Linked DNA regions of Homo sapiens: region 1 is linked to region 2. Evidence: read pairs that join two places in POLR2A ChIA-PET (ENCODE). Cell type or tissue: MCF 10A. All regions are shown on one strand.

Region 1 (8,000 bases), 110 kb after region 2:
TTTTTTCTTTTTTTTTGAGACGGGGTGTTGCTGTGTCACCCAGACTGGAGTGCATAGTATGATCACAGCTCACTGCAACCTTGAATTCCATGGCACAGTGTATCCTCTTGCCTCAGCCTCTTGAGTAGCTAGAACTGCAGGCACACACCACCAGGTCCAGCTAATTTTTATTTTTAGAGATAGTTTTGCTTTGCTGCCCAAGGCTGGTCTTGAACTCCCGGGCTTAAGCAGTTCCCCTGCCTTGACCTCCCAAACTGCGGGATTACAGGCGTGAGCCACTATGCCTGGCTTACTTTAGAAACCTATTTGCATTAGCCAAATGTGTCCTTTTAAATTTATTTTATGTAAAAAACATAAAACTACTACATAACAGAAACAATATTACCTGCAGCCACAAATGTCTCAGAATAGAAACTTTTAATCTAAAAAAATTTGCCAGCAGGTGGGTATTTGTTAGCAAATATGACAAAGGGATACTGTCTTTATTATATACAAAGGGTATTTACAAATTGATCGTAAAAATTTCAGAGCCATTTGAGTAAATTAGTCAATGAAATTAAGGCACAGTGTTCAAGAGGAAACACGGCAAAAAATTAATATGGAAAAATGTATTTCCTAGCTGGGTGTGTTAGCTCATGCATGTAATCCCAGCACTTTGGGAGGCTGAGGTGGGAGGATTGCTTGAGTCCAGGAGTTTGAGACCAGCCTGGGCAACTAGTGAAACCCTGTCTCTACAAAACACACAAAAATTAGCTGAGTATGGTGGCGCATACCTGTAGTCCTGGCTACTCGAGAGGCTGAGGTGGGAGGATTGTTTGAGCCTGGGCGGTCGAGGCTGCAGTGAGCTGAGATTGTGCTGCTGCACTCCAGTCTAGATGACAAAGTGAGATGCTGTCTCAAAAAAAAAAAGTATTTCCTTACTAGTAAAAAGCAAAACATTTTAGAAATAAGTAAAATTTGGTATCATTTTTACCTATTAGACAGTTAAGAAACTTAAAAAATGAGAATTTTTTTTAAGTAAAAAGGAATATTGTAGATATTCATATTTAGTGATAATTTAAGGTGTTAACAACCTTTTTTGAATCAGTTTGCCAATATGAATGCAGTACTCATACACATTCAATACTTAATGAAAGTGTTTAGGCTGTTAGATCCAAGAATCCCTCTGTACTGAAGGAATATGAAGAAACTGTTTACACAAAAATAAATAGTGCTATTTTTAATAGAAAAGACTGTAAACTAAATGTTCAAAATTTATATAATAGTGTTAAACAGGAAAATTTTATGTTGTGAGTATTATGTATCATCTAATTAAGAGATAGAATTTGAATACAGGCTCTGTAATTTATTAGCTTGGTGATCTTAGTAGACTGACTTAACTATCGCTCAGTATCTTCACTTGTAAATTTGAGATAATAAAACCCACCTCATAGGTTTTGTTGTGTGGGTTAAATGAATTATGTTTTTAAAGTACATAAAAAGGTTACTGCTCATGATGGCTCAGTATACGAGAGAGAGATAGATAAATAACATATAAACATTCTAATACATTGTTAATTGAAATAAGTCATGATATAAAACTAATAGTTAAATTCTGGTATTTACAGTGGAATATAAATAAAAACTGGGGCCAGTAATAAAAACCGGCGCCAGGCACAGTGACTCATGGCTGTAATCCCAGCACTTCGGGAGGCCGAGTAGGGTGGATCTCCTGAGCACAGGATTTCGAGACCAGCCTGGGCAACGTGGTAAAACCCTGTCTCTACAAAAAATAGAAAAATTAGCTGGGCACGGTGGCAGGAGCCTGTAGTCCGAGCTATTTGGGAGGCTGAGGCACGAGAATCACTTGAACCTGGGAGTCGGAGGTTGCAGTGAGTCAAAATCCTGCCACGCACTCCAGCCTGGGGGACAGAGCAAGACCCTGTCTCAAAAAAAAAAAAAAAATTATGGCCAGGTGCGGTGGCTCACGCCTGTAATCCCAGCGCTTTGGAGGCTGAGGCAGGCAGATCACCTGAGGTCAGGAGTTCAAGATCAGCCTGGCCAACATGATGAAACTCCGTCTCTACTAAAACTACAAAAATTAGCTGGGTGTGGTGGTGCACACCTGTAATCACAACTACTCTGGAGACTGAGACAGGAGAATCACTTGAACCCAGGAGGTGGAGGTTGCAGTGAGCCGAGATCACACCACTGCACTCCAGCCTGGGTGACAGAGCGAGTCTCTGTCCCAAAAAAAATAAATAAATTAAATTAAATTAAAAACAACAAAACAAAAACTGGAAAGAACCAATCCTGTTAGAACAGTTTGTCCTCTGTCCACCTATCATTTTCTGTACTGTACTTGAATTTGTAATAAAGCATATTCCTTCATTAAAGAAATATAATGTTATAACTTCAGCTAGAGAGAGTTATAAAATATGTAGAGACCCTATGCTGTAGAAATACAGCTGTGTCACATGCCTCTCTAGGACATCAGTTGAAAATTTTGCCTCTTTATCCTTCTATCATTCACCTCAAGGGTAATGATATCTGCAGCTTAGTGCCTAGAACATTGTTAGATACTTAGAAAATATTTGTTAAATGAATTGATTATTGGCTCTTACATAATAGACAAGCCTTTTTTTTGTTTGTTTGTTTTTGTTTAAGACAGAGTCTGGCTCTGTCGTCCAGGCTGGAGTGCAGTGGCACGATCTTGGCCTGCTGCAACCTCTGCCTCTAGGGTTCAAGCAATTCTTCTGTCTCAGCCTCCTGAGTAGCTGGGACTACAGATGCCCACCACCATGCCCGGCTAATTTTTGTATTTTTAGTAGAGACGGGGTTTCACCATATTGGTCAGGCTGGTCTCGAACTCCTGACCTCAGGTGATCCACCTGCCTCAGCCTCCCAAAGTGCTGGGATTACAGGTGTGAACCACCTCACCCAGCCAAGCCTCATCTTATTAGTAGTTTATTATCATTTAAATGTATGTGAATATGTGTTTTTTATTTTAAAAGATCAGGTTACATGTTATAAAGTTGAGGTTAATTTGGCCGGGCGTGGTGGCTCACGCCTGTAATCCCAGCACTCTGGGAGGCAGAGGCAGGCGGATCACGAGGTCAGGAGATCAAGACCATCTTGGCTAACACAGTGAAACCCCATCTTTACTAAAAATACAAAAAATACAAAAAGCTGAGCGTGGCGGTGTGCGCCTGTAGTCCCAGCTACTCGGGAGGCTGAGGCAGGAGAATGGCGTGAACCCGGGAGGCGGAGGTTGCAGTGAGCCGAGATTGTGCCACTACACTCCAGCCGAGACAACAGAGCGAGACTCTGTCTCCAAAAAAAAAAAAAAAAAAAAAAAATTGAGGTTAATTTATGTGACTTTATTGAGTGTCTGCTACGGTCTAAGCAAAGCAGTAAGTGAATAAAAGGGAAAGGAGGCATACTAATTTGTTAATGATGGGAATATTTTGGGGGCATGGGATTATTAGGATCTCTTATTTTCATTTATATGAGTCCATAGTTGCAGTGAACGTGGATTTTAAATTTGATGAAGGACAAATTAAATCAAAATTTTGTTTTTCATATAAATTACCTAGTATCTTAAGTTCTTAGAGCATTGTATTTTGGATTATAGGAAATTTTAGGTATAATTTGTATCATTTCTTTTCTTTTTTTAATTTTATTTTGTGTTTTGAGATGGAGTCTCCTTCAGTCTCCCAGGATGGAGTACAGTGGCACCATCTCCTAGGTTCAAGTGATTATTCCGCCTCAGGCTCCTGAGTAGCTGAGATTACAGGTGCCTGCCACCACGTCTAGCTAGTTTTTGTATTTTTAGTAGAGACGGGGTTTCTCCATGTTGGCCAAGCTAGTCTTGAACTCCTGACCTCAAGCGATCCGCCTCCCTCAGCCTCCCAAAATGCAGGGATTACACGCGTGAGCCGCTGCACTGGGCCCCATTTATTTTCTTAGTAGTTGTAGTACTTTTTACTTGATTTTCTAAAATTATCATGACATGTTAACATTCATGCTAGTAAAGTGTAGAATATAGAATAGAAAAGTGCATTTAAGAAAATTATAAGTCATTTTTGGTGAGCTCAATATATTTATAATAGAAAATAAATGGAATTATTTCAAAAATGAACATATAGTGCTGAGTCCCAATTTTTTGTATTTTTTTATTAAGTGTATTTTTTTAGCAGAGTGTATAAAATGTAACATTGGATATTTTACTGTTCATTAATGCATGCATTTTGATTTATTTTAACTTCATTTGGCTTCATATAATTCTATTTTTACTTTTCAAGGAAAGCAAGTCTTGCTCTAATTCGAAAAATGATTCATTTTTGCTCTGAAGCACTGTTAAAAGAAGTTTGTGATTCTGATGTTGGTCACAATTTGCCTACAATACTAGTGGAAATCACTGCAACTGTCCTGGATCAAGAGGTCCGTTTCTTTTTCAAAACTCTTTAGCATTAATTTCCTTTAGCTAGTAGTCTGAAATAAAATTTTTGTTTTAATTTCAGTAAATCATGTTGTGCAAATTACTGCATTTCTCTACTCCTGGCAACTAAACTTATTTTTATTTTTTATTTTTCAGGATGATGATGATGGCCACTTGCTGGCTTTGCAGATCATAAGGGATTTAGTAGATAAAGGTGGTGATATATTTTTGGATCAGCTAGCCAGACTTGGTGTAATTAGCAAAGTGTCAACGTTGGCAGGTCCTTCCTCTGATGATGAGAATGAAGAGGAATCAAAACCAGAAAAAGTGAGTGGTCTTAATTATAGAGGTATCAGGAAGAGTTTTTTTTTTTTTTTTGAGGAAAATCTAGTTTCAATTTTTGATGGTTTTTGACAGGATAATGACAATATGAAATAATTCTGTATATTTTTTAAATTGGTCAATTTTCTTTTAAAACATTTTGATCAACAATTTTAAACATATAGAAATGTTGCAAATATAGTTAAAGAATATCAGAATACTCTCTATCCAAATTCACTAGTTATTAACATTTTGCCCCATTTCCTTTAACATTTTTTCAGACACATGTATCTGTTTGTGTGTGTGTGTGTGTGTGTGTGTGTGTGTGTACTTTTTTTTTGAGATGGAGTTTCGCTCTTGTTGTCCAGGCTGGAGTGCAATGTTGTGATCTCAGCTCACTGCAACCTTCACCTCCCTGGCTAATTTTGTATTTTTAGTAGAGACGGGGTTTCTCCATGTTGGTCAGGCTGGTCTCAAACTCCTGACCTCAGGTAATCTGCCTGCCCTGACCTCCCAAAGGCTGAGGTTGCAGTGAGCCGAGATCGCACCACCGCATTCCAGCCTGGGCGACAGAGTGAGACTCCAGCTTTTTTTTTTTTGAGACAGAGTCTCGCTCTGTCACCCAGGCTGGAGTGCAGTGGCGCGATCTCGGCTCACTGCCAGCTCCGCCTCCTGGGTTCACGCCATTCTCCTGCCTCAGCCTCCCCAGTAGCTGGGACTGCAGACGCCTGCCACCATGCCTGGCTAATTTTTTGTACTTTTAATAGAGACAGGGTTTCACCATGCTAGCCAGGATGGTCTCGATCTCCTGACCTCGTGATCCGCCCGCCTCTGCCTCCCAGAGTGCTGGGATTACAGGCGTGAGCCACCGCACCCGGCCTGAGACTCCATCTTAAAAAAAAAAAAATTGATGGTAAGGTGAATACAGAGTTTTACCTTTTAACCTAAATATTTCACCAGAAAAAAGCCAGGACATAGTTGTAGTATAATTATCAAAATCGTACTAATCAGAAAATTTAATATTTATGTAACACTAATATATTCTCTGGAGACATATTTAGATTTTGCCATTGTCTTTAATGTCCTTCATAGTAATTTTTTTTTCTGGTCCACAATGAAATCCAGGAGCACACATTACATTGCTTATCATATTCCTGAGAACCTGCGATAGTTTGTCCTGAGAACCTACAGCAGTCTGTCAGCCTTCCTTTTATTTTCATAGCTTTGGTGTTTATGAAGAGAATAGAACAGTTAATTTGAACAAAGAGCCTAACTTTGTGTCATGTTTCTTTGTGATTAAATTCAGCTTATGTGTTTTAGCAAAAGTCCTATAGAGGTGATACTATGCTCTTCTAGGTGCATAATGTTCCTTCTTGGAGGCACATTTGTGTCTGTTTACCCTGTTGGTTATGATAACTTGGATCACTTGCTTAAGTTTTTCTCTTCCAGGTTTCTCTACTGTAAAGTTGTAAAGTTGCTCTTTTCCTTTTTTTTTTTTTTTGAGACGGTATCTTGCTCTGTTGCTGAGGCTGGAGTGCAATGGCATGATCTCGGCTCACCGCCCCCTCCACCTTCTGGGTTAAAGCGACTCTCATGCCTCAGCCTCCGGCGTAGCTGGGATTACAGGCACGTACCACCACGCCCAGCTAATTTTTGAATTTTTAGTAGAGACAGGGTTTCATCATATTGGCCAGGCCAGTCTCGAACTTCTGACCTAGGTGATCCACCCACCTCGGCCTCCCAAACTGTCGGTATTACAGGCGTGAGTCACTGCTCCTGGCCTCTTTTTCCTTTTGTAATAAGTAATTTGTAGGGACATAATTCCAGACTGTGTAAATATGCTGTTCCTCAGTAAATTTAACCCACCAATTTCTGTATTCATTGGTAACTCTTGCCTTAGACTGCAAATTTAAATATACCTTTTCTGTGTCTAGTGGTTCCCAGCAAGATTTATTTCTAATATTTAGTGAATGCTTACTGTGTGTTAATAACAGGGTAGTAATATTTTTGAAAAAAATGGTGGTATATGAGTTAATAATTGTAGAATCCCGAGGGTGGTGAAAGAGAGAGTGTGTATGTGTTACCCAAATCTGTTTAATCGTCAGAATTACTGGGGGATTTAAGGAAAAACAAAACAAAAATATTATCCGAGTTTATTTTCTGGAACTCTCTCTCTCAAGAAATAGGTTACAGCAATCCCAACCAAGATCCCAGCAGTCTTTTTGTAGAAATTGACAAGGAGATTCTAGGCTGAGTGCAGTGGCTCATGCCTGTAATCCCAGCACTTTGGGAGGCCGAGGCAGGGAGATCACCTGAGATCAGAAGTTCGAAACCAGCCTGGCCAACATTGTGAAACCCCATCTCTACAAAAAATACAAAAATGAGCCAGGCATGGTAGCACTTGGCTGTCGTCCCAGCTACTCCGGAGGCTGAGGCAGGAGAATCACTTGAACCTGGGAGGCGGAGGTTGCAGTGAGCTGAGATCGCGCCACTGTACTCCAGCCTGGGCGACAGAGCAAGACTCCATCTCAAAAAAAGAAAAAAAAAATTAGCTGGGCGTGGTGGCACACACCTGTAATCCCAGCTACTTGGGAGGGTGAGACAGGAGAATTGCTTGAACCTGGGAGGCAGAGGTTGCAGTGAGCCGAGATCGGATCGTGCCATTGCACTCCAGTCTGGTTGACAGAACAGAACTCCATCTCAAAAAAAAAAAAAACAAGGAGAGTCTAACATTTGTATATAAATGTAATAGCCAAAGCAACCTGGAAAAGGAGCAGCGTAGAAGGATATACATCAATTTCAACTCTTTTATAAAACTTTGGTAATCAAGAAAGTGTGACAATAGTGTAAAGATAGATGAATGACCCACTACACATATGGCCAATTGATTTTCAACAAAAGTGCTAAGACCACCAAGAAAGGATGATCTTTTCAAAAAATGAACAAGCCAATAGCATATGCAAAATAATTAAACCTCAACCCTTACCACATATATATATATTTGTATCATTTCTTTTTTTGTTTTGTTTTTTGAGATTGAGTCTCCCTTAGTCTCAACCCTTACTACCCATGTATATATATAGCATTATATATATACATTATATATATACATGGTTAGGGTCCCATATACAAAAATTAACAAAATGAACCATAGACTAAAATGTATACACTAAAATTATGACACTTCTAGAGGAAAAGAGAAAATCTTAGTGACCTTGGACTTGGGAAAGATTTTGTAAATTAAACTTCAAAAGGTTAT
Region 2 (8,000 bases):
TTCGAGGTTACAGTGAGCCATGATTACATCACTGCACTTCAGCCTGGGCAACAGAAGGAGACCCTATTTCAAAAAACAACAACAAAAGACTTATGACAAAAACAAGGCAAGTCTAAAAAACTGTCATAACAGAGAGAAGCCTAAGAAGGCACGATGACTAAATGTAGCATGGTATCCTAGATGGGATCCTGGAACAGAAAAAGGAGATTAGGTAAGAACTAAGAAAATGTGAATAAAATATGAACTTTAGTTAACAAGAAAGTATCAATATTGGTTCAACACTTGTGACAAATGTACCATACTAGTAGTGTAAGATGTTAATAACGGGAGACTGGGTGTGTGTTATATGGAAACTCTGTACTATCTTCACAATTTTTCTGTAAATCTAAAACTATTCTAAATGTTAATCTTTATTAAAAACAAAAAGAAATTCTGAATCACGACACTAAGGTAAGGTCCAATAATTTGCATTTTCTTTTTCTAGAGACGGAGGCTCGCTATGTTGCCCAGGCTGGAGTGCAGTGGCTATTCAGAGGTGTGATCTGTGATTGTGCACTAGATCCTCGAACTCCTGAGCTCAAGCAATCTTCCTGCCTAGCTTCCTGAGTAGCTGGGACTACAGGCACACAGCACCAGACCCAGCCAATAATTTGCATTTCTAATCAGCACTTGTTTCCCAACTCCCTTGCTTCTGATGGATGGCCACAAGCCCATTCCAAAGTCTGCTCCCTACCTGGCCTTCAGTGTAAAGTAGAACAACTGTGAGGACGTCTGGCCACAAAGTTCACTGATTAACACTGTAACAGGTATTTGCAAAGTAGGTCATCGCAGCCTCTGTTCACCTGCGTTTTTAGGGATTAGTCAGAGGAACAGGTAACCCTGTTTCAGATCACCAGCAGGAAAAGGCGTGGTCAAATAGAAAAGCAGATAGCTGGTTTCCATTTGGGGAGTAACACCCATCTTAATGGGTGTCAAAACAGCTTAGTCACTTCTATTTTGTTTATGCTGCTCCCTCTCCAAGTACCACTTCCTTGGGCTCCATCCCAGATAAAAGAAATCAAGTGCCAAAGCACTACCTCACAAAATGAGTTGCTGAAGACTTCCACGATAAATAGGTTGTTCCTGAGCTCCTGTTTCCAATAGACATTTCTCCAATCTTTTTTATTTTTTATTTTTTCTTGAGACAGAGTCTCGCTCTGTCGCCAGGCTGGAGTGCAGTGGCGCGATCTCGGCTCACTGCAAGCTCCGCCTCCCGGGTTCAGGCCATTCTCCTGCCTCAGCCTCCCGAGTAGCTGGGACTAAAGGCGCCCGCCACCATGCCCGTCTAATTTTTATACTTTTAGTAGAGACGGGGTTTCACCATGTTGGCTAGGCTGGTCTCAATCTCTTCACCTCGTGATCTGCCCGCCTCGGCCTCCCAAAGTGCTGGGATTAGAGATGTGAGCCACGGCGCCTGGCCCATTTCTCCAGTCTTGATCCTCAGCAAGTCACATCCCTAATGCTTTGTCTGTTCTCTTATACATATAACATTGGTGCCTCTTGTAGGTGAGAAGACTGTAGCATTGAAGAGGATACAGCACTGTTTAGTTAAGTGATCATAAAGATCTATGCATCACAGACTAATGATCCCTGGTAATTTGTGCAAGTTTATAAAAAACTCAGGATCGGCCGGGCGCAGTGGCTCACGCCTGTAATCCCAGCACTTTGGGAAGCCGAGGCGGGCGGATCACGAGGTCAGGAGATTGAGACCATCCTGGCTAACACGGTGAAACCCCGTCTCTACTAAAAATACAAAAAAAAAAAAAAAAAAAAAAAATTAGCCGGGCGTAGTGGCGGGCGCCTGTAGTCCCAGCTACTGGGGAGGCTGAGGCAGGAGAATGGTGTGAACCCGGGAGGTGGAGCTTGCAGTGAGCCGAATCTGGCCGCTGCATTCCAGCCTGGGCGACACAGCGAGACTCTGTCTCAAAAAAACAAAACAAAACAAAACAAAACACTCAGGATCCAGGAGAGAAAACTGGCAGGGAAAACAGGGTAGATCTCAGATCTGGAAGGACAAAGAATACTGCCGGGAGTTAGGTTCTTTTGACCCTGAAAAACATACAACCACAAATGTCAGGTGATATTATTTTTCATCACGTGGTCATTGCCACATGGGGTGTGTGTATCTCCATGGTTACCTTCCCTTGCCAGAACTATAATGCTTTTTTTCTACCATACTCTTTCTCTAAGGACAGGAAAAGACTTCCTACTTTTTGGTGTTTACACCTATACCATATTTCTTTGTGTTCTCTGCTACTGTGTTGCTCGGTTAACCTACACACAAGGGTCTCTTCATCTTTGCACAGTCCTTCTGTTTGCTTAACCACTTGTGTTATTACTCACAAAGCTTCCCTCCCCTTCATTCTCACTGTTCTGTTCAGAATCTAGAAGTAGAGAACTGATTTCACCATTGATTCACAATGACCTTGAGTGAGATCCATTGCTAATTAGGAACAATCATATCTGTGAAAAGCGTATCCTTCGAACTCAAAAAACAACCACAACAGAAATTTCAGCACCTATTGTGTGCAATGCACTGTGGCAATACAAGAAAATTCCAGCTTCGAAAGAGCACTACACTTTAGCGCCATTAGATCTGGATTCTAATCCTAGACCTGCCACTGACAGATTTTGTTAGCTTGGGCAAGTCGGCCTCCTTGGCCTCAGTTTCTTCTCTGAAGAGTAGTTGGGCACATTGCAACCACCTGCTTCAGCTGGCACAAGATCCACAGTTTTACCAGTGAAAGTTCTGTGCCATGTGAAACTTCTCAGTACCAGGTAAGCCACATGGTCAGACCCCCCACTGGACAGGCTATCTGAGATCCTTTCTGGCTCTGATTCTTTTGGGTCTATGCTTCAGGTTCTACTCAAGGCATGCTGTGTATGCTCTCGGAGAGTGTGGACTGAGTCACAGGGAGGGAGTGGAGTGGCTGTATGCAAAGAAGCTGGAGGCATCCTGCCTCCTGACCTGTGACTCACATGGGATGCTGCAGGACCTCATTCCTAACATCTCACAGGAAGAGATCAGCTGAGAATGGTACATTCAGGCAGGAGACATTCTTGGGTTTTCCAGTGTAAAAGACATTTAAAAACAATTGACTAATGAGAGGAATGTGTAGCAAATGTTGAAGCTGCCAGTATTCTTGCAAGTGAGCCAATGACCTTTTAAGCTACATCTACAACTGACTAGTTTCTTGGCCATCATCCCAATGAAGGCTCCTTTCCCAGTTTAGACTGTATTGAGATCTGGCTTGGCAGTAAGACTTTTAGCATCCTCAGATACAGATTTATTTCAGCATGAAATCACATTAAATCAGCTTTCTAATAAAGGCCTCAAAAAACAAAAAACATTGCTGGGTGTGGTGGCTCATGCCTGTAATCCCGACATTTTGGGAGGCCGAGGCAGGTAGATCACCTGAGGTCAGGAGTTCCAGACCAACCTAAAACCCCACCTCTACTAAAAAAAAAACCCGCAAAAATTAGCCGGGCATGGTGGCACGCACCTGTAATTTCAGCTACTTGGGAGGCTGAGGCAGGAGAATCGCTTGAACCTAGGAGGCAGAAGTTGCAGTGAGCCGAGATCACACCATTGCACTCCAGCCTGGGTGACTGAGCAAGACTCCATCTCAAAAAAAAAAAAAAAAAAAAGACAGAGTGAGTGACTGTCATGGCTGGTGTTGACAATGAATCTGTTGTCCTATTTTTATGACTTTCAAGAAAAGGATCCTAGGATGACTTGGATCAAGTGGGAGACAGCTTGACACAAGGTCTTGAGCAGATCTGCAAGGGAGTGCAGTTGCTGCCAGCTGACCCAGAACTGACTCTGCAAGAGATGCAGTTTGTCACAGATTTCTGTTTAATTTAGAGGCAAACTTCATAATCACCTTGTACATTTTCTGTGTGACTGGTTTCATTTTGGCTTTATGCTTAAGTCAACTCATTTCAATCTCACCTCCTAGAATAATTTTGGCCCAATTGACTTCTCCTCAGTCATTCCTTCTTAAGCAGCTGGATCCAAAACACAGCCCAAATCATTGTTGAGAGGAGATAGAGTGTTCATGGACGGAGTCGAAAGAGCTGGATGAACACAAGCTATTTAAGGAATTAAGGAACAAATCAAGGAACTTCTCCAATTCAGCAAATTAAGAAGACAGCAGTTATTCAAGGGCTACAGCACAAATCAAGTTCAACTGGTTTAAGAAGTATTGTGTCAAATACTAACAATTTCCCCAACCGAATTTACTCCTAACCCTTTTCTGCTAGCTCAACTTTAGTACAACCTGAGAATATTAGCAAAGGAAACTTAGCCAAAAGCTCATGAGTTAATTATCTGGAGACTAATTATGACTCAAATGAAAATTCCTGTTTACATATAACCAAGATCTAGTCACATGAATATCTACAGAAGATATTTTTGGTGCTGCATGGTCACCATGGGAGAGACACCCTAAATAAGAAGGCTCTAGGCACGTGACTTGAAATTCTTTCAGTTGAAGGGTATTACATGTTACCTAATGGACTGTGAAGAAATTTAAAAATGTCGTTTGCTTTGTGCACCCAGGCAGGCAGCCAAGATTCTCATAATAGGCAAGATTGAGCCACCTGCCCTATCCCCTGGCCTTTGAATTTGTTAAGTCCTCATTCATGGGGCAGGGGGGAGACTTTGACTTCTTTAAATCCTTCCTGAGACAGTTTCTGACTAAAGGTCAGATGACACCAAAGAGATCCAATCAAAGCTGTCAATCAGAATCACCAAACTCTTGGTTGGGCTTGCCCTGTGCGAGCCAGCCAGCAGTGCTGCCCACACAAGACCCATTCTCTGGGCACCCACTGTGTGCTGGGGACCATCAGCTCTGACCCTGAACAAACCCCTCCCCACTGTTTTTTCCTGTAAGACAAGATGGAGAGTTTGTAGATGTAGTGAGTTCATGTGAAAGGCTTGCTTTTGTCAGGGATGGTCTTGTGTTTTGTGTTTCATTTTACTCTTCCTCTCATCTCCCCACCACCCCCACTTTTTTGTTGTTAATTAGTGTGGGGGTTTTTTTGTTTTTGTTTTTGTTTTTGAGACAGGGCTTGCTCTGGCGCCTAGGCTGGAGTGCAGTGGCGTGATCATAGCTCACTGCAGCTTGAACTCCTGGGCTCAAGCGATCCTCCTGCCTCAGCTTCCTGAGTAGCTGGTACTACAGGCACAAGCCCCCATGCCTGGCTAATTTCTTGTGTGTTTTGTAGATACAGGATCTCACTATGTTGTTCCAATTGGTCTCAACCTCCTGGGCTCGAGTTGTGTTTTAATGGTAAAGCTAGGTATTTTAAACCGATCCTGGTCCTCAGGGGTTCTGTTTGCTATCTCATTCTAGTTCTCTGAAAGCAGGAATTTTTGTTTCCTTAAGTTATTCATCCTGATATTAATTTGCACCCCCTACTTTGTTCCACTCTAAATCTAATGAAAATCTAAGGCACCATTCTGTAGAGAGAAAAAAAAATAAGATTCAAGGTTATGCCGACTAGGGGCAAGGAAGTCGGGATCTATCCAGACTAGAAAAATGGCATTTGCACAGAGTGTATGGGACCCACACATTCTAGGACATGTCATGTGGAATTTCTGTTGCCACCAAAAACCTTAGAGCGCCAGTTCAAGAAGAGGAAAGATGTCCCCACTTAAGCTTCCATTGTGGGCAGCATAGCATTGCATTTCACCTACATGATAAACAATAAAACGTTTATCCTCTATAGGGAGAAGAAATGGAAATTACACAACCAAAAAAATGACAGGCCATGCATGGTGGCTCATGCCTGTAATCCCAGCACTTTGGGAGGCTGAGGCAGGAACATCACTTGAGGCCAGACTGAACAACATAGTGAGACCTCATCTCTACAAAAAAAAATTTTTTTATTAGCTGGATGTGGTGGTGGTCCTAGCTACTTGGGAGGCTGAGGTGGGAGGATCACTTGAGCTTGGGAGGTAAAGACTGCAGTGAGCCATGACTGTGCCGCTGCACTCCAGCCTGGGGTGACAGAAATAGACCCAATTTCAAAACAAAAACCCAGTTGACACATACACACACACACACACACACACACGCACACACACACACACACATACACACAAAATGGCAAAAGCCCGCAATAATTGTTTCCCTTTGTATGCTTTTTACCACTTTACCAATCATCTTTGAAGACCTTTTTTTTTTTTTTCTGTCACATGGGAAGGAGACAGGGTCTCATTTTGTTGCCCAGGCTGGAGTGCAATGGTGCAATCTCAGCTCACTGCAACTGCCACCTCCTGGGCTCAAGCGATCCTCTCACCTCATCCTCTTGAGTAGCTGGGACTATAGGCATGTGCCACCATGCTCGGTTAATGTTTTAATTTTTCGTAGAGACAAGGTCTCACTGTATTGTCCAGGCTGGTCTTGATCTTCTGGGCTGAAGTGATCCTCTGGCCTCGGCCTCCCAAAGTGCTGGAATTGCAAGCGTGAGCCACTATGCCCAGTTTCAAAGAACTTATATGTCCTAATCTGTGTTGCCATAAAGGAATATCTGAGGCTAGGTACTTATTTTTAAAAAGAGGTTTATTTTGTTCACAGTTCTGTAGGCTGTACAAGAAGCACGGTGCCAGCATCTGCCTCTGGTGAGGGCCTCAGGCAGAAGTCAAGGGGGAGCTTTTGCAATAACTAATAGAGTGAGAACTCAGTCATTACCATGAGGACAGCAGTAAGCCATTCATGAGGGATCCACTCCATGACCCAAACACCTCCCACTAAGCCCCACCCACCACTATCACTGGGATCAAATTGCACATGAGGTACGGAGGGTCAAATATCCAAAATACAGTATTATAGTACATATGGATCTGATAACGATAACATTTTCCTTTATTATAGCACTGTTAAATTATAGTGATATGTTTCCAATCTTTAAAAGAATGTGTCTACAAAGTTGGTATAAAATCTTTAGCAAACTGAAGAACCTCCATCCTACTCTAAGTTTGCTGAGAGTTCTTGCTTTTTTTTTTTTTTTTGAGACGGAGTCTCACTCTGTCACGCAGGCTGGAGTGCAGTGCCACGATCTCAGCTCACTGCAACGTTTGCCTCTCAGGTTCAAGCGATTCTCCTGCCTCAGCCTCCTGAGTAGCTGGGATTACAGGCCCATGCCACCATGTCTGGCTAATTTTTCTATTTTTCTTTAGTAGAGTTGGGGTTTCGGACAGGTGCGGTGGCTTATGCCTGTAATCCCAGCACTTTGGGAGGCTGAGGTAGGCAGACCGTGAGATCAGGAGTTCGAGATCAGCCTGACCAACAAGGTGAAACCCCATCTCTACTAAAAATACAAAAATTAGCCGAGTGTGGTGGTACATTCCTGTAATCCCAGCTACTCAGGAGGCTGAGACAGGAGAATCTCTTGAACCCAGGAGGCAGAGGTTGCAGTGAGCCAAGATTGCGCCACTTTACTCCAGCCTGGGTGACAGAGCAAGACTCTATCTCAAAAAAAAAAAAAAAAGAAAAAATAGAAATGGGGTTTCACCATGTTGGCCAGGCTGGTCTTGAACTCCCAACCTCAGGTAATCCGCCCACCTCGGCCTCCCAAAGTGCTGGGATTACAGGCTTGAGCCACCACACCCAGCCTCTGAATTTCTTTAATACTTAGCTTTAATTCATTAATTTTTTTGAAAACCTGCAACAAAAAGTTGTGATTTTATTTTATTTTATTAATTTATTTATTTTTTCCAGACAAGGTCTGGTTTTATTGTCCAAGCTGGAGTAAAGTGGCATGATCTCAGCTCACTGCAACCTCCACCTCCCAGGCTGAGGCCATCCTCCCACCTCAGTCTCCCGTAGTAGCTGGGACCACAAGCATGTGCCACCACCTCTGGCTAATTTTTGTATTTTTTTGTAGAGACAGGGTTTCGCCATGTTACCCAGGCTGGTCTCTAACTCAAGAGCTCAAGCAGTCCACCCACCTCA

Evidence for each region. Peaks named below come from ENCODE experiments on the same cell type or tissue, not always from the same donor. Only the 100,000 strongest peaks of a DNase experiment are listed, where the experiment ranks them.
Region 1: POLR2A ChIA-PET joins it to region 2 with 5 read pairs; 2 of 35 experiments call an interaction of 5 or more read pairs at or near these places.

Annotation. Positions count from the first base shown.
Region 1 is chr14:31,153,587-31,161,586 of GRCh38, reverse strand. HECTD1 (HECT domain E3 ubiquitin protein ligase 1) reads left to right here. Exons shown (of 43, transcript NM_015382.4): 11 at 4,284-4,422; 12 at 4,577-4,747. Among named protein-coding and RNA genes, the nearest start is that of HECTD1, 50 kb to the left of the region's middle. In MCF 10A, no CTCF peak of the experiment used is centred here; a DNase peak (open chromatin) is centred at 1,686.
Region 2 is chr14:31,258,794-31,266,793 of GRCh38, reverse strand. No RefSeq gene overlaps it. Among named protein-coding and RNA genes, the nearest start is that of HECTD1, 55 kb to the right of the region's middle. RefSeq lists a silencer at 817-1,111. In MCF 10A, no CTCF peak of the experiment used is centred here; DNase peaks (open chromatin) are centred at 3,003 and 4,593.